3 separate regions of the Mus musculus genome follow, and all the other regions are linked to region 1. Evidence: chromatin loops called from intact Hi-C (ENCODE). Cell type or tissue: left cerebral cortex. All regions are shown on one strand.

What was found. Hi-C counts contacts between places; a loop is a spot of excess contacts. Peaks named below come from ENCODE experiments on the same cell type or tissue, not always from the same donor. Only the 100,000 strongest peaks of a DNase experiment are listed, where the experiment ranks them.
Region 2: it touches region 1 in a loop (2.4-fold over the local background); 2 of 42 quality-filtered maps call a loop at or near these places.
Region 3: it touches region 1 in a loop (2.5-fold over the local background); 2 of 42 quality-filtered maps call a loop at or near these places.

The regions. Positions count from the first base shown.
Region 1 is chr2:91,923,509-91,931,508 of GRCm38, reverse strand. It overlaps Chrm4 (cholinergic receptor, muscarinic 4), which reads right to left. Exons shown (of 2, transcript NM_007699.2): 2 at 1,680-4,292. The coding sequence starts at 4,260. The coding sequence ends at 2,821. It overlaps Mdk (midkine), which reads left to right. Exons shown (of 5, transcript NM_001012336.2): 2 at 61-137; 3 at 255-413; 4 at 530-691; 5 at 1,394-1,704. The coding sequence starts at 62. The coding sequence ends at 1,419. Among named protein-coding and RNA genes, the nearest start is that of Mdk, 4.4 kb to the left of the region's middle. In left cerebral cortex, CTCF peaks have their summits at 1,292 (motif pointing right), 3,485 (motif pointing left) and 7,277 (motif pointing right); DNase peaks (open chromatin) are centred at 3,813, 5,890, 7,294, 7,560 and 4 more places; H3K4me3 peaks cover 3,060 bases; H3K27ac peaks cover 4,083 bases.
Region 2 is chr2:91,679,904-91,687,903 of GRCm38, reverse strand. It overlaps Atg13 (autophagy related 13), which reads left to right. Exons shown (of 17, transcript NM_001355419.1): 7 at 1,363-1,403; 8 at 2,026-2,122; 9 at 2,655-2,753; 10 at 3,145-3,235; 11 at 5,768-5,878; 12 at 6,209-6,345; 13 at 7,447-7,561; 14 at 7,907-7,984. Among named protein-coding and RNA genes, the nearest start is that of Atg13, 27 kb to the left of the region's middle. In left cerebral cortex, a CTCF peak has its summit at 4,907; DNase peaks (open chromatin) are centred at 3,864 and 4,893; H3K27ac peaks cover 1,036 bases.
Region 3 is chr2:91,668,562-91,676,561 of GRCm38, reverse strand. It overlaps Arhgap1 (Rho GTPase activating protein 1), which reads right to left. Exons shown (of 14, transcript NM_001359970.1): 7 at 7,990-8,000; 8 at 7,735-7,833; 9 at 7,269-7,376; 10 at 7,101-7,177; 11 at 6,833-6,910; 12 at 6,288-6,416; 13 at 5,993-6,096; 14 at 4,237-5,850. The coding sequence ends at 5,662. Atg13 (autophagy related 13) reads left to right here. Exons shown (of 17, transcript NM_001355419.1): 17 at 99-1,950. The coding sequence ends at 176. Among named protein-coding and RNA genes, the nearest start is that of Arhgap1, 22 kb to the right of the region's middle. In left cerebral cortex, a CTCF peak has its summit at 4,023; DNase peaks (open chromatin) are centred at 1,442 and 2,963; H3K27ac peaks cover 891 bases.

The DNA.
Region 1 (8,000 bases):
CCGCGGTTCCTAGCGGAGAAGAGACTAGGCGAGAAACTCTAACCCAGGTTTTACCCCTAGGATGCAGCACCGAGGCTTCTTCCTTCTCGCCCTTCTTGCCCTCTTGGTGGTCACGTCCGCGGTGGCCAAAAAAAAAGGTGATGGGATAGGATGGGCTCAGGAGTAAAAGCTGGGGTGGGCAGGTGAGGCAGGCCGTGTGACCAAGTGCTGGTCCGGCACGCCATGTCCTTAACTTTGTTCCTTGCGCCCTGTAGAGAAGGTGAAGAAGGGCAGCGAGTGTTCGGAGTGGACCTGGGGGCCCTGCACCCCCAGCAGCAAGGACTGCGGCATGGGCTTCCGCGAGGGTACCTGTGGGGCCCAGACCCAGCGCGTCCATTGCAAGGTGCCCTGCAACTGGAAGAAGGAATTTGGAGGTGAGGTGGCGCGCGGGAGGAGGGCGGGAAGCCAGAGGGTATGTCCTTATAAACCGGAGGCAGGGAGGACATCCACAACCCTCCTGTCTCTCACCGTGGGGCCACTCTCCCATCAGCCGACTGCAAATACAAGTTTGAGAGCTGGGGGGCGTGTGATGGGAGCACTGGCACCAAAGCCCGCCAAGGGACCCTGAAGAAGGCGCGGTACAATGCCCAGTGCCAGGAGACCATCCGCGTGACTAAGCCCTGCACCTCCAAGACCAAGTCAAAGACCAAAGGTCAGCGAATATGGTGGGGTTGTGGGCCAGGCTACTCCATGCTCTGTCTCTGCAGAGCAGTCTTAAAGTTAGGAATGGGCAGGCACTTGAGGGCCACTCTCAGGAGATGCTAAACCCTCTGCCCAAGTAGGAACTACTCTTTCTGTTGGATCATCCGACCTGGGTTCCTGGGAAAGGCTTGTCTTTGTCAACTGAGGAAGGTGGGGTGGGATCAGGGAGGAGTTAACTCTGCGCTTAAAACTATGGAAAGGCTGTCCCAAAGGTACATGCTGCTACCTGACTCCCAACAGCTATTGAGGCCAGCAGGGCAGAGGTGACTCTGCCCATTTCCCCGGTGAGGAACTTGGAGTACTCTGATCCTAGATGAAAATAGAAAGTTGAAAGTCAGGCTTGGTAGCTCGTGCCTGTAAAAAGCGGCACTTCAGGACTGAGGCAGTAACACTGCCTTGAGTTCAAGGTTACAGACTGAGAGACTTGAGAGTCTGTCTTTAAAGGGGGGGGGGGGGCGCGAGGGTTAAAAAGTTGAACGAATAAAGAAAGGTTTCATATCACATGGCTGCCCTTTCCCACCACTTCCAGGTGAACTGGTCAGTCACCACTAGGGGGCAGGATTTTCTCTCCTTGATGGACATGTCTGCGTTGTCTGGTGAGTCCGAGCTAGGTCACCCACCGCACTAATGCATCTCCGTTATTGTTTTCCAGCCAAGAAAGGAAAAGGAAAGGACTAAGTCAGGAGGCCAGAGAGCCTCCGGCCTCGCCTGGAGCCTGAACGGAGCCCTCCTCTCCCACAGGCCCAAGATATAACCCACCAGTGCCTTTTGTCTTCCTGTCAGCTCTGTCAATCACGCCTGTCCTCTCACGCCCACACCAAGTGCCCAAAGTGGGGAGGGACAAGAGATTCTGGAAAGTGAGCCTCCCCATACCCTCTTTTGTTCTCCCCACCCTGATACTTGTTATTAAGAAATGAATAAAATAAACTCACTTTTTTCCAATAAAAGCTTCTTTTTTAATATATAAAAGCCCCTTCCCAGTTTGCCATGGAGCTCTGTCGGAGGTGGGAAGATGGGGAAAGATGGACTGAGGGGAGCTGAGGGCTATGAAGGAAGTGCTCCCTACAGCTCGTGGAAAAAGAGCAGAACATTTACAAAAAAAAAAAAAAAAAAAAAAAAAGTCTCCCAGGGACCCACAGGGCTGGGGTTAGGGAAGGGGACCTAGGTGACTCACTTGAACTCTGTCCCAGCTCATCAAGAGTTTCTGGTCCAGGCTACTGCAAGTCTGGAATTTTCTCATTGGGGATCCATGAGGGTGCTTGCTTGTGTCATTCGCCACTGTGGGCTGTATGGATCACCAAGTTCCCCACCATCACCTTTCCCTCCTTGGACCCATACCTCCCTCCGCTCAGAGGTAGAGAGGAACACTGCCCACTGCTGTTCATTTGATGTGTGACCTGGGGGGGGGGGTTCTTGACAATTTGACAATAAGATCCACCATTAATTGATTCAGTCCCCTGGAGTCTGTATCTCGGCTTAGCATGGCCTCCCAGTTGCCCTGTCCAGATGACTGCTGGCCAGGGGAGTGCCAAAGGGCTTGGCTTCCCATCCAGAGCCTGGCTGAGCAACAGTGGCAGGGAAGTCCCTCACCTTGGAGTGGGACTTGGGGGCAGGGGAAGGGCTGAGCCTACATGCAAGGGAGAGGAGGGCGCAGGAAGGCGGAAAGCACCGATTACAGCATAACGGGGGACCCCACCCTTGCAAGCCTGGCTCCTTTTGCTCCTCTCAAGATGCTCCCAAGTTCTGCTCTATTCATCCACCTCCACCGATGGTTGGCCTTGATAGAGCCACTGCCCACTCCAGCCATCGTCCCCCATCTTCCTGAGGCAAGGTAAAAGATATGGGCCAGGTGGTGCCAGTTCAGACCGTCCCTGGGCCGAGCCTCCTAGGCTTCAGTAGAGATCTGCTCTCCCATCCCAGCGAAGAGCCTCTTGTACCTCACGGTGTCTGGGAGACCTGTTCTCTTCAGCAGATGCGAACTCAGAGTGGGGCCGCCTACTCTCTCCTCCACAGCCGGTGAGCCATGTGGTTCCCCGGTACACACTCTTGACACCAGCACCTCCTAAGGCACCTGCCCGTCTACCTGGCTGTGCCGATGTTCCGATACTGGCACAGCAAAAGGTGCCGGAAGGTCTTTTTGAAAGTGGCATTGCAGAGTGCATAGCAGGCAGGGTTGATCGTGCTGTTGACGTAGCAGAGCCAGTAGCCGATGGACCACACCCTTTCGGGGATACAGCTCTGGCAAAAGGTGTTCACCAGGACCATGACATTGTAGGGTGTCCAGGTGAGGATGAAGGCCAGCAGAATGGCAAAGATTGTCCGAGTCACTTTGCGCTCCCGGGCCGCCATCTGCCGCTTCTTGCGCACCTGGTTACGAGCGATGCTGGCAAACTTTCGGGCCACATTGGCTGCTGGGCGCATACCAGCTGGCGTGGCAGGTACGATCTCGATGGCAGTCACACATTCACTGCCTGTCTGCTTTGTCACAATTTGGATCTTGGACCACTTGGAGGCTGGGTTGAGGGTTCGTGGCTGCAGGGTAGGAGCGGGCAGCGCTGGTGTGGTGGCGGCCTCTGTGGTGGACAGCTCTGTGGGTGGCCGTTCCTTGGTGTTCTGGGTGGCACTGCCTGAGCTGGACTCATTGGAAGTGTCCTTGTCAGCCACTGGGCGTGGAGGCGGGGGCAGGGCTGGCGGAGGAGCCTCTTCTAGCTTCCCGTTGCGCAGTTCCTCTCGAGAAGCGCCCCCTGGTGGAGGTTTCTTAATGCTCGGCTTCATCAGAGGGCTCTTGAGGAAAGCCAGAGTCTTGGCCTTCTTCTCCTTGGGGCCCTCGGGTCGATGCTTGTGAACACGGCTGCGGCTGGCCAGCGAGATATGAATATACAGCACCGTCATGATGACCACAGGCAGGTAGAAGGCAGCAATGGCTGTGCCGAAGGTCACCGCCGGGTTGGACAAGAACTGGATGAAGCACTGGTTATCAGGCACTGTCCTCTTGCCCACCACAAACTGCCAGAACAAGATGGCAGGGGCCCAGAGTACAAAGGACAAGACCCAGGCGGCTGCAATCATGAGGCCTGCCATCTTAGTAGTGCGGCGGGCTGGATAGGTGAGGGGCTTGGTGACGCAGAAATAGCGGTCAAAGCTGATGATGAGAAGGTTCATGACAGAGGCATTGCTCACCACATAGTCCAGGGCCAGCCACAGGTCACAGACCACGGCACCCAGGGGCCAGTAGCCCTTGATGATGTATAAGGTGTAAAGGTTCATAGAGAACGCCCCTATGATGAGATCTGCACACGCCAGGCTGAACAGGAAGTAGTTGTTGACTGTCTGCAACTGCCTGTTGACCTTGATGGACAGCATCACCAGGATGTTACCCACCACAGTCACCAGGCTCAGGGAACCAGTCACTGTCGCAATGAACACCATCTCCACTGTCTCCAGGTGGTTGTGGGCTGTTGTGACCAGGCGCACAGACTGATTGGCTGAGCTGCCATTGACAGGTGTGAAGTTCGCCATGCTGAACCCAACTGGAGACAGGTGGGCAGTGGCTGGAGGAGGAAGGAGACAGCACAGAAGTGAATGGTGGAAGAGGATGGGGGAGGGGGGAGGGGGGGAGGAGTCACAAACTGTGGCTGGAGGAACTTTATCCAGGAAAATGTCAGGGCTCCCTGTGCCAACCATTCCTGAGTTCTCAGTCCTCTACCGTTTACTGGAAGCTTCCTCAGGCAAGTACTGTAATCAGCTCAGGGCTGAGGTTATAAAAGTGAATGAACACACATGGTCCCCATCTCAGAATGGATCATCTAGTTTTGGGGGGAAACAGAAACACATGGCGGGGGAGGGGGACACTGCTAGAAAGAAGATGGTGAAGGGAAGGCTGAGAGAGAAGACGGGAGAGAACTTGGTGCTTGCTGGCTGATCACCGGCCTCACCCTGAAGATGACGCAGATGAGGGCAAGGAGGAAAGCTGGTGGGAAGGAAGGCAAGGAGATACGGCAAAGGCCCAGAGACAGAGCTCAGGAAAGCAAGGGGCATGAGGAAATGGCCCCAAGGACTTGAAGCAGGCAGCGGGGCCAAATGTCTAGTTGTTTGCCCACTCAGGCCTGTCACTTCCCAACCCCTGTTTTTTGGTTACTGAAGGTTGTAGACAAAGCTATACACATGGCAGACATGTGCCACACACGTGTACCGCTGAGCTACATCTGCAGCCCCACTTGCTCATCTCTTTTCTTTCTTCTTCTTCCTTTAATTTTTTTGTTTGTTTGTTTTTGAAAGAAGGTCTTACTGTGTAGACCTGGCTGACCTCAAAGTCACAGGCCTTGATCTGCCTGCCTCTGCCTCTAGAGGACCAGAACTGCAGGTATGCTCCACCATGTCCAGCCACGTGGACATTTCTTAACCAATCGTGGCCAAGGGAGATTTGTTCTCCCATTCCTACACTGTCGTCGTCATCATCACCACCACCACCACCATCATCATCATCGCAGCCAGCATAGATTGTCTACTGAGTTCCTGCACTCTGTGTTTCCTCACAACCGAAGGCAGATATTGAGGAAACAGGCTCAGAGGTGTTAAATAAGGTTCCACATTTCCTTGACATCCTGTGGCTGCTCCAGTGCATTTGGGAGCAAGGAGAGCAGTCAAGAAAGACACAGGACCTGATGGTTCTAAGGGCTAGGGAGGTCACGCTAGCGACCAGAGGAGGTGAGGTGGGAGCTGGGACACCTGGAAGAGGAAGAATAGGAAAGGGACTAGAGAGATGACGCAGGAAGTTCAGCTTCGCCTGCCCAGCCCAGTCCCAGGGGTGAAGAATGGACAGAGTGGGGGCTGTTAGATCCCCAGCAAAGAAATCAGAAGCCTGAAAGACACAGCAGCTGAAGAAGGGTCTATTTGATTTCCCAAGAACTAAGGACAAGCTCCCTCGTGGAGCCAAAAGATGAGGGAATTACCCCGGAGCCAGCCTAAGAGTTCACATCCCACACAGAGGATGACCCAGCTAAAGTCCTACAGAGCCCCTCCCCAGAGTTTGCCTTCCCTCCCACCAGGCTCCCTTCATCTCTCCTCCTCCCCTTCCTCTTCCATACATGTGAGGGAGGCCCACGCCCAGCACGCTGTGCCAGGGCAGCCGCTCAGCCCAGCCTCCTTCACACCCGCCAACACACAAGCATTCCACATACGCACAAAGGCACCATCTCAGCCACACGCAGGTCGTATACGCAGTCCTGTGCGTCTGTGTGTGCATCTGTGTGTGTGTGCGTGCACGCGCGTGCATGCGAGCCTGTGTGTGTGTGTAAGAGGAAGAGAGGGTGCAGCAGCCAGCTGTGGAGGAACAGGCGCCAAGTCTGCAGCTTGGGTTCAATAGTAGGCCAGCAAGGTCTAGCTGTACAGTCCGAGGAGAACCATTTGCCCTCTGAGAACTAGTTCTGTCATTTACAAAATAGAGGATCTTGTCCCACTATGGCCTTTGAACAGCCAGGGGACCCCCTTAGCACCTCAGCTTGCTCTCCAACTGGAAATGGCACCAGCCAAGCTTGGGCCAAGCTCTCCAGCTCCAACACAAGAGATACAAGAGATTGCCTTCTGGCTTCAAAGTTAAATCCACTGGTCAAAGGAAGACAGGAGGAAGTGGGGTAGTGACACTCCAAGGTCACCCAAGGAGTCAAGGGCAAAAGACAGATCAGTTCTTTCAAGGGACTCCACAGTGGTATTCAGCTCCAAAATGGGGCCTTAAGCATCAGATGCTTGGAGGGTAGCATCAAGCATAGAGGCTGTTCTCCCTACCTCACCCCACCCCAAATACCCACTGGCAGGGACAGGGACGAGGCAGTAGGGGAGCCATTAGCATGCACCAAGGAAACCTTCACTTTAGTCTCTCAGGACCAGAGCACAGCCAGCAGCCAGCAGGATAAGAAGATGAAGGTGGGGAGGTGGGGGGCAAGATGTGTGAGCTAGGAAAAATACAATCTCTCTTGTTTATTGAGTCAGAAGCCCCTCAAAGTTTACTGCCTATAGCACCCAGACAAGGTAAGTACTATTGGTAACCTCCTCTTACAGACATAAAAGTCCTCTTACCGAAGGGCATCGTGATAATGAACCTGATCAAAGTCATCCATTCGTAAGAAGGGGAGGGTCTGCGACACTTTATCTCCAAGATATTCCCCAAACCACACAGGATAGAAGCCCCCCAAGATGCATCTTAGATGTGGAACCCTCATATTCCAGTTCCCTCACTTGGGTTTGACCTTTTGTCCTCCTGGGACCAAGAAACAGCCTTGACAAGTAAATGACCAGATGAATGGTGGGTGGTTTGGTCTTCCCGGAGCCCCGACAGATGCAGACTGGGTAAATTCAGTTTTCTCAACTTGGTCCCAGTTTTCTTTCTAGACTTCTCTGATAGTCTCTCAGATGTTCAGACCACAGCACCTTCAGGCACAATTCTCTGCCTCCCCCCCCCCCCCAAATCCCGCCCATCTAGAATCCGAGAAGGCAAGCAGCCATCACCCTGGCCTGTGAGCACCGCTAGATGGCAATGTCGGTCCCCGGTGCCAGCTCCGGACCCCGAGCCGGAGGTTCACCACGTCAAGTCCCAGAGTAAACCGCAAATACAGAAAAGCGTCAGGGCAGGGCTTCTCCCACAAAGGAGCAAAGGGAGGGAGATACTGCCTGTCTCCGTGGTCCCAGGTTGCCACAAAGGTCCCTTAGGTTCGGCCAGGGTTTCGAGGATGAAAAACTTTAGGGCGTCGGGATTCCACCCGCACCCCGCAAGGCACCCATCAAGGAACGTGTAGGTGGGAAAACGAGTGCGAGTTGTGTTTGTGTGTGACTACTCGGGAGCTCGAGTAGACACTAGTAGCTGTTTGCATGTGCCAGTGTGCGCCCCGCCACGCCTGGATACCGGTGCGCCTTTGAACGTGTGAGCATACCAGCGCCATGTGGACACGTGCGTGTGCATGTGTGTGCGTGTCTGGCCATAGAGCTTGGGTGGCCGTAACCGCGAATTTGTGTGCGGGAGCAAATGCTGGACTATCAGCGAATGACCAGTTCCCATGGCGGGAACCACCGGCAAGCGCCCGGTCTGTGGGTGGGGAAAGGGTTGAGAAAGGAGCAAAATTTGGGCTGCGAAGAAACCCTGACTTTGGAACCATTATCTTAGTGGCCCCAGGCACCTGGTCCTAACTGCATCGTCAAGAATGGAGAGCGTGCAGTCCCAGCAGTGGGCTGACTTCTGTCGAGAAGCCTCTGCGATAGTCGTCGAG
Region 2 (8,000 bases), 240 kb after region 1:
TGAGTTCCATTTTAGTGCAAGTAGTTTATGAGGTATAGAGGCTCTATACTTAGTGGTGGGGTTTTCCCTCCTGTGTGGGGGAGTGGAAGTTGGTGTTTTTGAGACGGGTCTTTCCATGTGCCCCTGGCTGTCCTGTAATGTGCTGTGTAGAACAGGATGGCCTAGAAGCACAGATCACTGACTGCACATAGAGAGGACAGTAGCTGATCAAGCCTAGGTGGGCAGGGTGGAGCATCAGATCCCTTGTTAGTTTGCCTGGTCAGCTGGTGGGGAGGGGATGTAGTAAAGTCATCAGGAATGCTTTGTGTTGGAGAGGAGCTGTTGATTTTAGCCTTTGTCAAAAGTAGAGCTGACCTGTAGGACTACCATTTTAGTATGGAGGGACCAAAGATAATTGCCAGTTACACAGGAGCAAACTTACTGAGAATATTTACCAAGTAAGTCTTCCTTAACTCTAACTTGACAGTTCCCTAACATTTCTCTCTCAGATATCAAGTTGTGTGTTTGTTGAGAATTATTAGACTTGTTTTGTTTTGTTTTGTTTTGTTTTGTTTTGTTTTGTTTTGTTTTGTTTTTGAGACAGGGTTTCTCTGTGTAGCCCTGGCTGTCCTGGAACTCACTTTGTAGACCAGGCTGGCCTCAAACTCAGAAATCCACCTGCCTCTGCCTCCCGAGTGCTGGGATTAAAGGCGTGTGCCAACATCACCCGGCTGAGAATTATTAGACTTTGGCTGTAATAGATCTTTTTAGTCTTCACTCATTTCTTATTGTGTCTGTTACTTTTTTTGTTGCTGTGGCAAAAGCCTTACAAGAAACCGTTTAAGGGTGGATGCAATGGCCTTGCCACAGGTAAAGGACCTGCCACAGAAGCTTGGGTATTTATGGAGGACCTAGCCATTTCTGCCATCTCAGCCTATTTTCCTCCTCCATCTCCCTCTCCCTCCCTCCTTCTCTCCCTCCCTCCTTCTCTCTCTTCTTTTTTTTCTCTCTCTCTCCTCTCCCTCTTCCTCCCCCTTTCCCTCCCTCCATCCCTCTGTCTTCTCTCTTTGTTTTTGTTTTTGAGACAGAGTTTCTCTGTGTAGCCCTGGCTATCCTAGAGCTCGCTATGTAGACCAGGCTGGCCTTGAACTCACAGAGATTCACCCGCCTCTGGCTCCTGAGTGCTAGGATTAAAGGCTTATGGGTCATTGTGTCTTATGTAGCTATCACCTTATGGGTGTTTGTGCCCAGGGCTTAGTTGAGTGAGGAAAGTTGTCCGTGCAGATGAGAAAGTGGGGCTTGTTTAGGCTATTTCTCAGTGTTTTAGCCATGGCCTTCGAGAGTGTAGAGTGGGATGTCACTTCTTTTTTTCATTCCCTACAGGATTTATTTTGGGGAAGTTCAACTGAATGGCTTAGGAGAAGGTATGTATGCATTCAGGCCAGAAACATTTGTGGTGTTAAGAGCTGTACTGACTTCAGAGATGGGCTCAATTGTTGCTTGGCTACGTGACTAACCTTGTATAGCACACCATAACTTTAAAGTGTATACTACAGTAAGGAAACATAAAGAGGCGCGTGCCAGTTGACTAAGGAGCTACCAGGGTTGAAATACTAATTTTTGAAAAGTTTCAGCCGGAATTCAGTGTGTGGGGTTTCTCATTCCCTTTCCCTCTCTCCCCCTCCCGTCTGCTGCCCTTCCTCCCCTCCCCTCTCACCTCACTCATGTCTTTCTCCTCCCCTTCCTGCATGCTGATTAAGCCCTGTGCTACTGGCCCAGTGCTTTCCTTGTGGTTTGTCTCTGCTCTGCTCTGCCTGTCTTGTACTGGGATTAAAGACGTGCATGCCACCAAATCCCTCTCTCTCTCTTTTTGTTTTTAAACATCAGGTCAGTAGAGAGTATATGCTAGTGTGGACACACAAGAGTGAAGTTGCTTTCCTTGTACGCTGAATCAGCAAGTAATGCCAGTGACCTAGATAGCAGGCTGGCCAAGAACGGTTGGTGTCAGCCTTCTTTGGACATAAGTTGATATTTCCTCTCTTCTAGGCTTCCAGACAGTTCGAGTTGGAACAGTGGGCACCCCTGTGGGCACCCTCACTCTTTCCTGTGCTTATAGAATTAACTTGGCATTCATGTCCACCAGGTGAGGAAGAGGTCAGGGTCCATTAAGAGCTTTCCAAGGATGTTAAAAGTTCTGGCTTCTCCAGAACTCCAAGGCTAAAACTACAGTTCATGCTGATGAGAGCTGAAAGCCACCCTTCCCAGAATGCATTTGAGAGAGAGAGAGAGAGAGAGAAAGAAAGTAAGTGCTCGTGCGCACATCACTGTCATAGTGGAGATTTTTTTTTTTTTCCGAGTCAGGGTTTCTCTGTATCGCCCTGGCTGTCCTGGAACTCATTCTATAGACCAGGCTGGCCTCGAACTCAGAAATCCGCCTGCCTCTGCCTCCCAAGTGCTGGGATTAAAGGTGTGCGCTACCACGCCCGGCTCATGGTGGAGATTTTAAGTGTCCCTAGCCAAGCTGTCCAGAAGTAAAGTTGTGGCTTATATTTAGAGACTGTAGCATTAAGGTTCTGGGTAGACCTGAAGTGACTATGCCATAATGGGCCCTCTGGACTTGAAGGTGACTTGGAAGATATTCTAACAAATACTGTATTGTGCTTCTTGCATTACAGGCAATTTGAGAGGACCCCACCTATCATGGGGATTATCATTGATCACTTTGTTGACCGTCCCTATCCCAGCTCTTCTCCTATGCACCCCTGTAATTACAGGTAAGGGCTGAGACGAGTCTCCCCCAAGCTACAGCTAAGCAATAGCAGCCTCGAGCCATGTGGGTAGAAATGAAAAGGCTAGTTTTGTTCTCGCTGCTGCCTGTTAGGTACACCAAGGCCTGAGCCACCGTATCTAGGAACTAACTGGGTGTTCAGGTTTGTGGCCACATCACCTCCTCCAGGTTATTTGGGGACTGCAAGATGTCGGGACTTTGTGAACTATGAAAAATGGTTTTTGGTTTGCTGTCTGGCTTTATAATCTCTGGCTAGAACTCGTTGACACAGCTCCCAGCCTTTCCTAAGCACTGTTTGCATACTTTCTGAAGTCGGCTATTGTGATTATATAAACTCCATCGTCGTTCCTCCCTCCCTCCCTCCCTCCCGACGGTAGAACTGCTGAGGACGCAGGGGTCGCGTACCCGTCAGTGGAAGACTCTCAGGAAGTGTGTACCACATCTTTTTCCACATCCCCTCCCTCCCAGGTAGGAAAAGGGTTATGGGGGCTGTGTGTATTCGTGTGGGCTTTAGGGAATGTTGTCCAAACTTAATCTATGCCCTTTGGTGATGAGATCACTCTAACATGCATGTGTTGATTTAGTTGCTCCATTTTTAGTTTAGTTTTGTTTTGTTTTTGTTTTGTTTTGTTTTGTTTTCAAAATAGGGTTTCTCTGACTAGCCTTTGCTGTCCTAGAACTCACTCTGTAAACCAGGCTGACCTCGAACTGAGAGATCCACCTCCCTCTGCCTCCTGAGTGCTAGGATTAAAAGTGTCTACTACCACTCCTTGCTTATTTTCTTAATAAGTAATAAATTTCACTTCATAATAGTAGACTATGTACCAAAGAGCAGGAAGTACTTAATATAAAATTGAAAACAACATGCAGAAGCACTGCTTTTCTTCAAGCTGATACAGCCATCTGCCTGCCTGGCCACGCCCTCTCTACCTGCCTGGCCACGCCCTCTCTACCTGCCTGGCCACGCCCTCTGTCCAAGCATCTCAGCCACTGACTTTCCCACGGGAGCGAGTCTTGAGTGGCCACACAGTTCCTTCAGTAAGTCCTGCCCTGAATTCTGATGCCAGCATCCCCAGGAAGCGCAGCGCAGCCTTATGTAATCAGCATGGGCTGAGACTGACATCACCCCACACTCCTCAGGCTCCTTTACCTTCTGCCTCGTTGCTTCATCCTCTTCCCATCTAACTTGTTTAGGTTTCTGTTTTTAAGGTAGTGCTTTGCATGGATTCTTGGCTGGCCTAGAGCACACTACGTGGACCAGGCTGCCTTTGAATGACTTCGTGGCCATTCTCCTTTTCTTGCCTTCTGAGATTACGAGCATGCACATCATGACTTCTTTTGTTTGTTTGAAACAAGGTCTCATAACTTGCAGTGCAGCCAAGACTGTCTTTGAACGCCTGGTCCTCCTGTCTCCGTCTTCTAGGTGCTAGGATCAGGCATGTGTTCCCATGCTCAGCTACCAGTGTGTTAATTGGGAGATTTAATGTTGTTGTTTTCCATTAAAATTTTTTTACTACAGTTTTATTTTGGGGGGCTAGGGAACGCCATTTCTGCCACGTTACATGTGTGGCAGTCAGATTTAAAGCTGAAACAGGAGAACCCCAGATAATTAGGGTGTTTAAAGTAGCTTTGGAATCCTAAATGTTTAGCACACCCAAGCTTTTATTCTCAAGTTCTCCCAACTGCTAGACTATACACATGCGCGCGCGTGCACACACACACACACACTCACATACACTCACATACTGTATTCCCAGTCATTCCCAGGATGTCATACAGAAATGTACACCTAAGCTTACTAATAATATAGCCAGCAAATTTCAGCTTTTTGCCATGGTCTCTGCAGGCTGAGGGTGGGCTTCCTGAGCAAGGCCCTCAGTTCTGAGGTTGGTCTCCATAGGCTCGAGGCTCTCCTGAGGGAGCTGCTCCCTCACGTCCTCCCACACCTTTCAGCTAACGACAGATTAATGCCTGGCTCAGGCTTCTGTTTTGCCATGTCATTCCCACTTGAGTCAGTTCATTTTCTAGCTGCCTGTCAAAGAGGCACACCCTGAGCTAAATGTCCCCTCCTGGTTGCTGCTTTGGGAAGCCGGCTTGCACTCTTCTCCCTGCCTCTCAGTACTCTGTTCACTGCTCACTGCTGCCCCTTCTGGAGGTTTTTTCTTTCCCACTTCTTTCTCAAGTCCCTTTTCTTTTTTTCTTGTTTCTCCTGTCTCTCTGTGTGTCTGTGCACAGTGTGTGTTTACTGTCACAAAGGCACATTTTCAGACCCCTACTCCTGTGGTGACGGACACTCTGAGGGTCCCCATGGCAGGACTGGCCTTTTCCCATCAAGTGAGTTCATAATGGGAAAACGGGGATGATCAGATGGCTTCTTTCTACTTAACAAAATGAAAACAGAGTATAGGGTATAGTTATTTGGTCCCCAGATGTTCTGTGGGATTATTTTAAGGCTTGGTAATTGATTTTAGCAGGACATAGCCACAACCCAGCAACTAAAAATAGTGGTTTTTATTTACCCCTCCTCCTTCCGTTGATGTGAAAAGTACACACAGTTATTTATATCAGATTTCCAAATAAACAGTCCATGACTGGTAATCTTTCTATTTTCAATATAAACAGGAGCCGTCCATACCCAGGGGTGATAGAGGTGTGATTAGAGAAGATTGCTTTAGTTTCAAATGGATCTCAAGGATAGGGAGAAAATAGGGTGACTTGGGAAATGTGCCCCAGGATTGTACCCAGGGGATCTGCTGGGCTGGAAACAGGGAACTGGGGAGCCAGACACTCACTAAAGGCCCTTGGGAAGCTCTAGAGCTGGAGTCCTAATCCCAGATCAAAGAAATCTCTTTTTCCTTATTGAAAAAGGCTGGCCCACCCTTGGCCCTCATCCCACTGGGATCTGCTCCTGACTCTCTCCTGAGCTCTAGCATGGCTCACATGCTAGGATTGCCTTTTCTCCTTGCCTTTCCTCTGCCCCTCTGTTTTTCTCTTGCTCAGCTCTCAAGCTCTCGCCTTTCCTATCAGCCTGCTGTCCTGGGCCTTGGATCGGCTGACCTGGCTTATCCAGTAGTGTTTACTGCTGGCTTAAACACTACACACGCTCACCAGGTACCTTTCAAGATGGGGAGGACCATGGGCTTCCCAGGGCTGCCTCCTCTCCTGAGGAGCAACAGAGTAACTTGGAGGACTTTCATGATTTTCTAAGTGGGTGGATCCCCAGCTTTTGGAAGGGAATGACTTTGCCAGGGTTTCTCTATCTCTCTGCCTTCTCCCTTTGTAGTCATCACCACGCATGTCTTTCAGTAACCACATCCCAAGAGAATTAAGGTCCATGATGGCTGCCTACCTGGAGGAGGCCCTGGAGATGGGAAAGCTTATGAGGTTCACCAGCTGCTTCGCACTGCCATCGTTCACTTTGTCTTTCCATTCCCTCCAAAGCTGATGGTTCCTGGGAAGGAAGGCGGGGTAACTCTTGCTCCCAGCCACCCCACTCATGGTGCCCAGGCTGATCCCGAGAGACTGGTGATGCACATGCCTTCTGATGGGACCCATTGTGCCGCCACGCCCTCAAGCAGGTGAGTTCCATGAGTCATGGCCATCCAGGGACCTGGATACCCTGATAGACACAGGGCCTGGCAGTTTTTGTTCCCAAGATGTAACCCTTAAGGTCTTTGATGAGTGTCTAATATTGCAGCTGGTATGTAAGGAACCTATCTGGGTTTTAGCTGCTAAGAAGAATAGCAGGGCTTTTCCTTTTTTTTAACATTGTATGAGCATGCGCGCGCGCGCGCACACACACACACACACACACACACACACACACACACACACACACACACACACACACACACACACACACACACATTTGTGTAGTTTGCACCCTGACTGTCTCTGGAAAGCTGCACTGCAAGCACTGCAAGCTCTCCTTCCCTGTCTCCCCTGATCTGGACAGCCATAAGATAAAAAGAATAACATGCTCCTCTCCCTGGAAGTTTTCCATTGGAAAAATGCCCAATGTACTTTTTCATTGGCATAGTGGTGGGAAGGGAAATGTTTGGAAAAATTGTGTGTGCCAGTCAGGTAAAACAGTTTATTCCTGTCTTATCAAATGCTGATCTTTTTCACTCCAGCCCCAGTCACAATTAAGGAAGATCTATTATTTACTTGGCACTCCAGTTTTCTGATCCTGGACTCTGATGCTAATGTCTGGGAGTAGCTGACGATATGGACTCTGGGTGGTGAGGGCTCTGACTGTCAGGTCTTAGGAACTCAGAAGCCTTCTCAGTGAGATTAGAGACATGGATAACCAAACTCAGCTTTAAACTATAGGGCCTTATGGTGGTTTTTTAGGGAATCAGAAATAAGGGGCTAAAATGTGAGGTTGATTATGGTATTGATGAATGCTAAGGTGTAGCTGTGTGAGAGTTGCTTACTGTGTCTGGATAATGTGTTTGATTGTCTCTGGCATCTCTGATAGGATTTTATTGGAGCTCACACTTTTACAATGTAAAGTTTCATTCACGTGTGAACATTTAGTTGTCCAAGCAAGTCATCATCTTCCAAGCCAAGAGTCAGGACAGACATCTTCCCCAGGCTGTGTCTCCGCAGTGACTCCACAGGCACTAGAGATGTTCTGTGGTTTGAGAGTGAGCACCCACTTTCCATTTCTTCTTTAGTGAGGACACTGAGACTGTGTCTAACAGCAGTGAAGGACGGGCCTCACCCCATGACATCTTGGAGACTATCTTTGTCCGAAAAGTGGGAGCATTTGTCAACAAACCCATCAATCAGGTGATTCCTTCTGCCTCTGCCTAAGTGCTTATTATCTGTGTTCTTAGAGTAAGGTCCTCTGCACAGTGTCCTATAGAATTGCTGAAATTGCTTGCAGCATTTGTGTGTGTGCAAGTTTGAGGATTAATAATCAGCAGACCTATACTGCAATATATTGTTCCTCAGTAACTATGACTAAGCATTCCCAGCCAGAGTCCCATAATCCTCTGCTGGGAACATATAGGGGACAGGGAGGCAAGGAAGCCAGGGTCGCATGATGGGCTTCGGCTCCAGGCTGGCATCCTGTAAGAACCACATTTACTGTGGAGGGACAGGCAGGAGCACTTTCCTCCTTTCTCTCTTCAGGTGACTGTGACGAGTTTGGACATACCTTTCGCCATGTTTGCTCCCAAGAATTTGGAGCTGGAGGATGCTGATCCTATGGTGAGCCCACCAGCGA
Region 3 (8,000 bases), 250 kb after region 1:
AGTTTGCCTGGCACTGCCCAGTTCCTGATTTTTCTACTGATGGCTGGCTGCCTCTTCAAGGCCTTCTGGAGTAAGCCCCTCTTCTTTGCCTGCTACAGGACTCCTTACCAGAGAAGCTGGCTGTGCATGAGAAGAATGTCCGAGAATTCGATGCCTTTGTGGAAACCCTGCAGTAAAAGTGTCCCGAGTGTCTGCAGCACCCCCTTTCTGTGGACCCAGCAGAGAACCTCCTCTTCCTCAGCTGCTTCCTAGCCTTCATGCTGGTTCTGGCCAGGTGAAAGACAGGGTGGTTCCCCTATGGGACCTACAAGTCCCTGCTCTTGAACTTCCTGGAGACTCATGGCAGCAGTCAGGCCCAGTGCCGGACTTGGCGAGGACTCGGGCCGTCGAGCTGGAAGCTGGCTGTAACAGAGCCTCAGCAAGGACTGTCCTCAGCTGCTTCACAAAGGGTGTCATCTGTTCTTCCTGCTACCAGCCTCCTGCCTGGGTCTACCCTGAGGCCGGCCCCTACCTGCTTGTCCTTACCATCAACCACCTGACATTCCAGCTGGTGGCTAGAACGCTGGGCAAGGCAGAAAGAGGAAGAAAACCAAGGAGACCAACCCGGGCGAAGGAGGGCCCTGCATCACTTCCTGGACCACCCCACTCTCCCACCCTTCTTTCTCCCCTTCCCTTCCTTCCGTTTTCATTCACTCCCTTTCTCCCACCTTCCATCCCTTGCCTTCCTGGGCCTGTGCTTTTGACAATATGACAGGCCAATCTGCCTAAAATGACAAGTATTCCAAAGCTAGCCACCATTTCCCAAAGGCTGCAACAGCCTGTTTGTAGAATTCGTTATTGAGAGTCACAGAAAGGTTCTTTCCTCGTTTTCCCTCAATCGCTGCTGCGTGGATATAGACCATGGTAAATATTTATTACTTTCAGAGAAATCAGATATTTTATAGAAGTATGTTTGGGGTTAGCAGTTCCACTGGGGAAGGAGGAGGGTTTCTTCTGGGATGTCGGCCTCCCGTGAAGATTGCTCAGTACCTGTGAGGATACTCCTGTCACATCTAAGGAGAGATCAGGAATGGCCTGGCAAAGGCCAAGCGGCCCCCTCAGGCTGCGTGTATGGACATGTGCAGGCGTTAGGCTTCCCCAGCATGCTGCGTACCCCAGGAAATCTCGGGTATGTTCAGTGTGGTGACTCCTCAGAGTTGTGTTGCACACGGTGCCCCAGGAGCACTGTGTGTCCTGCTGCTCAAGTTCCTGAGCCTGGAGCAGGACTAGGGAGCTCTTCCTCCTTCCTCTAGTCCCAGAGTCTGTACGAGGCCCTGGCTTTACAAGCTGGATTGGTTCCCCTTCAAGAAACCAAAGCTGAGCTTATGGTTGACGTAAACCTTCAGGTTTGCTTGAGTGAGTCAAGTGCCTCTGCCAGCCTGCTCTGTTCCTCTGTCCCTGGATCCTCACTGGCAGCAGCTGTTACGCATTGGAGCAGGTGGCTCGCAACTGCTTGTTAGAAATCTGCATGTAACACTGGAGCCTTTCCCCTGTGCATGCTTTGCTGCCACAGAGAAATGTGCCCAGCGGTGGTGGCCAAATGCCATTGCAGCCTTTGGGTCAGGGGCACACTCATGGCCTACTTAAACCAGATATACCCCCCAGAGCCAGAACTGTAGGGGGGTGAGGGCACGGGTTCTTTGCAGGGCTCAGCCAGTGGCCTTTGCAGACAGCAGCCTTTATGTCCTAGATTATTAGGAAGGAGGCCAGGGAAGCTGAGCAGAGCATCCTTCACGGTAGCCTCTGCCCTTCAGCCCTACACAATGGAAGGATGCTCTCTAGACCAATGCAGCCAAGCTCAGGCTAGGACCAGGTAAGGCCCCTCCAGTGCTTTGTTGGGAAATGAGAGCTACACCTGGAAATATAATCAAGAGATTTCCAATAAAAAGTTTTCTGTACTTCATAGCTTCCTATTCCAAATGTCTTGACAGCTAGTTCACCAGTCCCACCTCTGCATCACTGAGCCACCAACAGCTTTCATGAGCGAAGGGTGGAGCCTGAATTTCAGAGTCCTGAGTCTCAAGGCTGCTTCAGTCTTGAGACTTGATCAAGTAACTAACAGCCCTGACTCTCTAGACCCTTATATTGTTCCCCCAAGACAGGGCTATGTGGTTGAATATTCAGTGAAGAACTCTTGTAAAATCTCCTTCCAGGGTGGGCTGCTGTTAGCACACTCATAGCACACTCACTACCCTACCTGCAGGACATAAAATCCTTAGAGGGGAGGACAAGCTGCAGAGGATGCAACACACCTCACAACAAGGTTGTGGCTGAGCAAATGAGGGAAGTGTGGGGAGGCGTGGTCTGTGCAGTGGACTCTCAGAAGTGCCGAATAATTAGGTCTGATGTACACACATGCACCCCCGCTATGGATACACATCTGCCTCCTAGTGCACACTGCAACACTGCAGAGCCAGTGTATACATAGTTCTGGATGCAAAAGTCAACAAGATATTTGTGTAGGCTCGGTCCCCTGCACCCAAGTCAAGTCCAGCCTAAAGACAACAGTGGGACCATCAGCCTAAGAATAGAGCTGAGAACAATGGAGTCAGCCCACTTTGCCAGTAAAAGCCTGGGTGCCCTTGTAAACGGCATCGGATTCAGACCATAACACACACAGCCAAACAACACAGCTGTCCAATCTGGGTCAGCAATGGTAGTAACATCCTTGCTGAGCCTCCTTTGGCTGGAGTCTCCAGCAGCTCCATGGCCAACAATGTGTCTGCTTCACCCTTTGCCTGAGAGACCTTATTGCCAAGGTTTTGTTTCCTAGCACCTGAGTAACTGTAAAGGCCCTGCCAGGATCCCAACACAAGTCAACAGCTCTCCCCAGCTCTGGCTGGCTCTGCTGTTTTCCTGGGTCACCAAGCCTGCCACTGAGCATTGCTACAAGAAATCAAACCATCAAAGCCTTGTGTCTCAAGGCACCTGAATCAAGGCCACAGCTGTGCAATGGAACTGCCTCCTTGAAGCTCGGGGCTAGTGTTTACAGCCACTATCTTAACACTGCTGTAACCAGTGGCTCTGGCTAGGCAGCTACCCTGGGCCACCATAGGCCACCATGACCTGATAGCAATAGGCAGGTATCTGGAACCTGCCCTTGACAACTGAAATTTGGGCAAAACATAAAAGTCAAATGTGATGGTTCAAGCTTGCAATCACTACATTCAAAAGAATCAGAACAAAGCCGGGTGCGGTGGCGCACACCTTTAATCCCAGCACTCAGGAGGCAGAGGAAGGTGGATTTCTGAGTTTGAGGCCAGCCTGGTCTACAAAGTGAGTTCCAGGACAGCCAGGGCTATACAGAGAAACCCTGTCTCGAAAAACCAAAAAAAAAAAAGAGAATAGAGACCAACCTGGCTGCAGAGGGAGACCAAGTCTCAAAAAACAACCCACATAAGATATATCTTGGATGTGATGATGCACACCTTTGATCCCGGCAGACCTCTAAATTCCAGGCTCAAAACAAACCCTTTTCTAGTTTTCGGGATGAGATCTACATTCTTGCCAGGTGTTCTGCCAGTCTGAAAGTAACCCTTCTAAACCAAGCAAGGGCATGGTGTCACAGAAGCAGGCAGATCTGAGTTCAAGGGCAGCCAAGGCTACACACAGAGAAACCCTGTCTCAAAAGTCCCACCCTCGCAAACGCACAAAAGGCTCTTACCGGGAAGATTCAGGATTGGTTCCCAACTAAGACTATGTCTATGAATGGCTTATGCCTTTAATCCCAGCATTCAGGTGGGCAAATCTCTGTTGAGTTTTAGGCCAGCCTGACCTGCATAGTTTTAGAAGGCTAGCCAGGGTCACCTAACTAGATACTCTATATAACTCTGGCTAGCCAGGGTCACCTAACTAGATACTCTATATAACTCTGCCCCAGTTGCATGTGATTTTGGAAGTGTGCAGAAGATGAAGGCTGACTAAAGGAGGGACCCCATCTGTGCAGTTCCCACAGAGTCCTCTGGGACACAGCTTCTTGAGATCACAATCCTCAAGCAGACTTGGACTGATTTTTTTTTTTTGGACATTAATTGGTACCTTATCTGGAGTACAGGTTTGTTCATATTTCCCCGAGAAAATTTAGCAGACAGCAGATGGACTAAGGAGGGGACTCCCTAAAGCTCTCTTTCTCAACTATACCATACTTCCTGTCTGGTTGTGAATTTCAGGGTCTTACTTCCTAAACAGCCAAATGGGTTTTTTTCATTTACATTTTTATTGAAATACAAAAAGTGCAAACGGTAAAATACATGATTGGTGCCAAGGAAATCGTGGTAAATGTGAACACTAGATTCACAGTAAGAGCGTCCCCTGCCACAGACTGACAGGACCGGGCAGGAGGAAAACAAGAGGTCCAAAGGCTCCTCAGTAAATGGAGTGTAGCAACACTTGATACAAAAATGTGGGCAAAAGCAGAGTGACCCAGGCTGGGTCAGGTGTGAGGCTGGGGACTGACAGCAGCACTTGTGGCACCAGAGACCTGCTACAACAGTGGTGCAAGAAAGAGCCAGTGAGGTCAGGCCCAGCCTCAGCTGCAAGATCATCAGTACAGATCTCATGGTAGCCAGTACCACCTCTGGAGCTGTCATGCCTAGCCACACCTGTAGGGCAAGGTCACTGCAGGTACCTCCCTGTCATTAGGCAGTGGACTTCGGGAAGAGTCACAAGGCTTCATTAGGAATAGAATGAAAGCTACCAATCATCACTGGGGCTCAGCTTTCTGAAAGACAAGAGGCCCTGTGGCCACCACACTCCCCTAAGGAAGCTGCTAGAACCTATCCAGCAGGGGTGATCTATTAGTAAAAGCTCTGTCAGTCTTCAGGGCTTCTGAGTTTCTGACTCTCCGAGAGTCCCCAGGTAGAAAGTGAGAGACATTGGTATCTCTGGCTAGAACAGGGATCAAAATGACTCCACACCTGAAAGACCTACTATAGCCTTTGGCTGAAGATCTGTGCACATGAGAATGAATGGAGGGCCAGGACTGCTGTAACTGATCCTACCAGACACTACGGCTCTCCCTGGGAGTGGACAGGACCATTTCAATAGACACTCAGATTCTGAGTCTTGATATCCAAAGTGCCAAGTGTGGCAGAAATGAGGGAATAGTACACTCTGGGGGCAGTACCACTTGGGGAAGAACAGACCCAGGAGGCAGAAGTGACAGGCCAACTCTGGTCTTATCATCCCTATTAGCAGGGAGGGCAGGCACAGGGAACTTGCACCCAGGCCAATGCTCACTTCCTAGCAATCAGGAAAGAGAGGACCAGCCCCAGCTACCAGCACAGCCAGCAGTGATGTAGTCTTCTACACTCGCCAGGGAAACAGGCAGGAAAAAGGAAAAGGTTTACTGTGGCTAAATCCTAGAAGAACCAAGCCCAGCAACCAGAGAGGCAGTGAGAGGTATAAGGCAAAGAAAATGTCTTACGGTAACAGAGGCCTCCAGGGCCGGTAAGGTGGGACGGGCAGAGGGACAGGAGGGGCTGCCCAGTTAGTAGGCTCCAACTTCCATCTTCTGGGGCTTCAGGGCCCCTTCCTAGGCAGGAGCCCTGGACTCCAGTAAGGTTAATGCCAGGAGGACAAGTCCAACTCGGGCTGCCAGAGAAGGGGCTGGAGGTGGTGAGCTCAGACCCCCTGGGCATCTGTGCTGGGGAACAATTCCCCTTGATGATCCAGGAGGAACTTAGTGAAGGTGTTGATGGGATTGATAGCCTTGAGGGTGATGGCAGCATCTTTAGCCCAGAGCAGGTTAGGGCCGAAGACTACAGCCAAGTTAGTGTTGGTCATCTTGTTCTGGTCACAGTGGGCAGATATCTGTGGAAGGAAAGGGCTGCAGCTAGAATCTCTGGCCTCTGCCTCCTACTCCCAGCAGCTCCTTCCAGAGCATCCAAGCAATGAGAGCATCTCCTCCCCGTCACCTCACCAGGTGGGCTGAGGAAGCCAGGGGACATCTCACCTGCACCAGGAAGGCAGTCAGGAAATGAAGCACCTGGTAGTTCTCCTCTGGCAGAGTTTGGAGAACCTGCTGTGTCACTTCCACTCTCTGGCTTTCATCAATATCTGTGAAGAATAGAGGTCTAGGTTACAAGGGCATAGGACTAGCTTTGGAAACCTTGATATGATGAGCCTAGCAGGGGGAACCCCAACTGAAATTCCTAGGAGCTGCTCAGGCCCACAAGCCTGCGGGGCAGGGCGAGAGAAGGCTCAGTGCCAAAGGATTTGCACAGCTGAGGAGGAAAGAGAGAACTCACTGAGGAAGCCCACAACATGGGGGTACAGGTCAAAGGTTAGCAAGGGTTCAGGAAGCTCCCGAAGGAATGTCTTGAGGATGACAGCGGGCAAGTGCAGCTCGTTGTACTGGTCAAAGTCCACCGGCAGCCCTTCATGGGGAAGAAAAAGATTGAGAGAGCACTAGGCAAGCCAGGGGCCAGCAGGCCATGCCTCACTCTGTCCTTGTCCACTGCCCAAGCTGCCTTTCCCCAGGACACCCCATACATCTGCCTCTTCTCTTCTGTAACAAGGGATGACTCAGGCCACCCAGAGCCTGAGGTCACTGTCATACAGGACAGTTACTCCTCTACATGAGCTTGAACCCAAGGCTGCAGCCCCTGAACGTGAGGCAGCAAACCTGGATCGTCCAGGCAGAAGTAGGACCTATGTGGCCATACCAAAGGACACAGAAACGTCTGGCCAGAAGAAAACCTGGGACATGTTAACAGCCCTCAAACTCCCAGCATGCCTCACCTTCTCAAACACACACCGAGACCCCATCAATGTGCACACACAGCCCACTCACCCATATTGTATTTCTGCTGCACTTCCCGGACAACCTGGGTGTTGGCAGACCTCCGGAAGATGCCCTCAGTGGTGAGAGCTGGAAACCAAGGGGGCCTGGTGAGTCTCAGCGCTCTGGGGGATGGAGCTCCTCCCTACCCTATCAGTCTTGGAGTTCCAAGAAGGGTCATTGGGAGCGCACTTCTCTATGCCCTGCCCAGAGTTTCTCAAGGGCAGCTGGGTGACGAGGTGGCTTGGCTTCAGCAGGCCTTGGACTGCATGGCACTCACCGTGAGCCTGCAAGTAGGCGACGGTCTCCCTGAGGACAATGGGAATGGGGTCCTGGCCTGGGCTTTTCTCCTGGAGGCTGAGGGAGCAAAGAGGTGAGCTGGGGTTCTGCATACTGGTCCACCCCCACCCCACCCCCAGCCTGACATGCCTGGCTTTAGCATACTCACTGCTGTAAGGAGACCCCAAACTGCTGATTGGGCAGGGGGGGCCGTGGTGGCATGGGCTTGGGAGCTGTTGCAGGGCTTTTCTGTGTGGATTTGAGGAAGTCATCATACCTAGGGGAGCAGATGGAACAAGGGTCAGGCCCCCCGGCTCTGTAGTCTTGTAGCCAACTTTATCAAGTCTTCACTGTGTGATTTTACACGCATTATTTCCTATGTCCTCAAAATAGTCCCACTTGATGTAACGCAGCAAAAAACACTCTAAAGAGATTTAGTCAACAGCTTGTGACAGAAATGGGGTTCCATCTATCTCTGGATCTTGACACTGCCTTTCTCCAGTTTCCCCAGACTCCTGACTCCCACCCAGGTTACTCTGCCTCCCAAACAACACAAGCACACAGCTGACCAGTGGACCCACAAGTCCCCCCTTCCCCCTGCGCACCCAGCTCTCGGGCCCACCCTGCTGTCTCACTTGAGCACTTGGCGAGGGATCCCCAACTGCTCCAGCTTCACGTGCTCGCTCAGCTCACTCAGGTAATTCACGTAGAAGATCTTCCGTCCAAACTTGAAACTGGAGGTAAAAAGAAGGATCTGGGTCAGGCTGGGTCTCACGGCAGGCCTTGGCCCTCCCTGCAGACAGGCTCACCCCAAGCTGGCCACCCTGGCCATCTGCCTGCTGTGTGAGGGGTACATGAAAAACTCAGTGGTCCACCTGTGGCCTGCTCACCTGATGAGAGG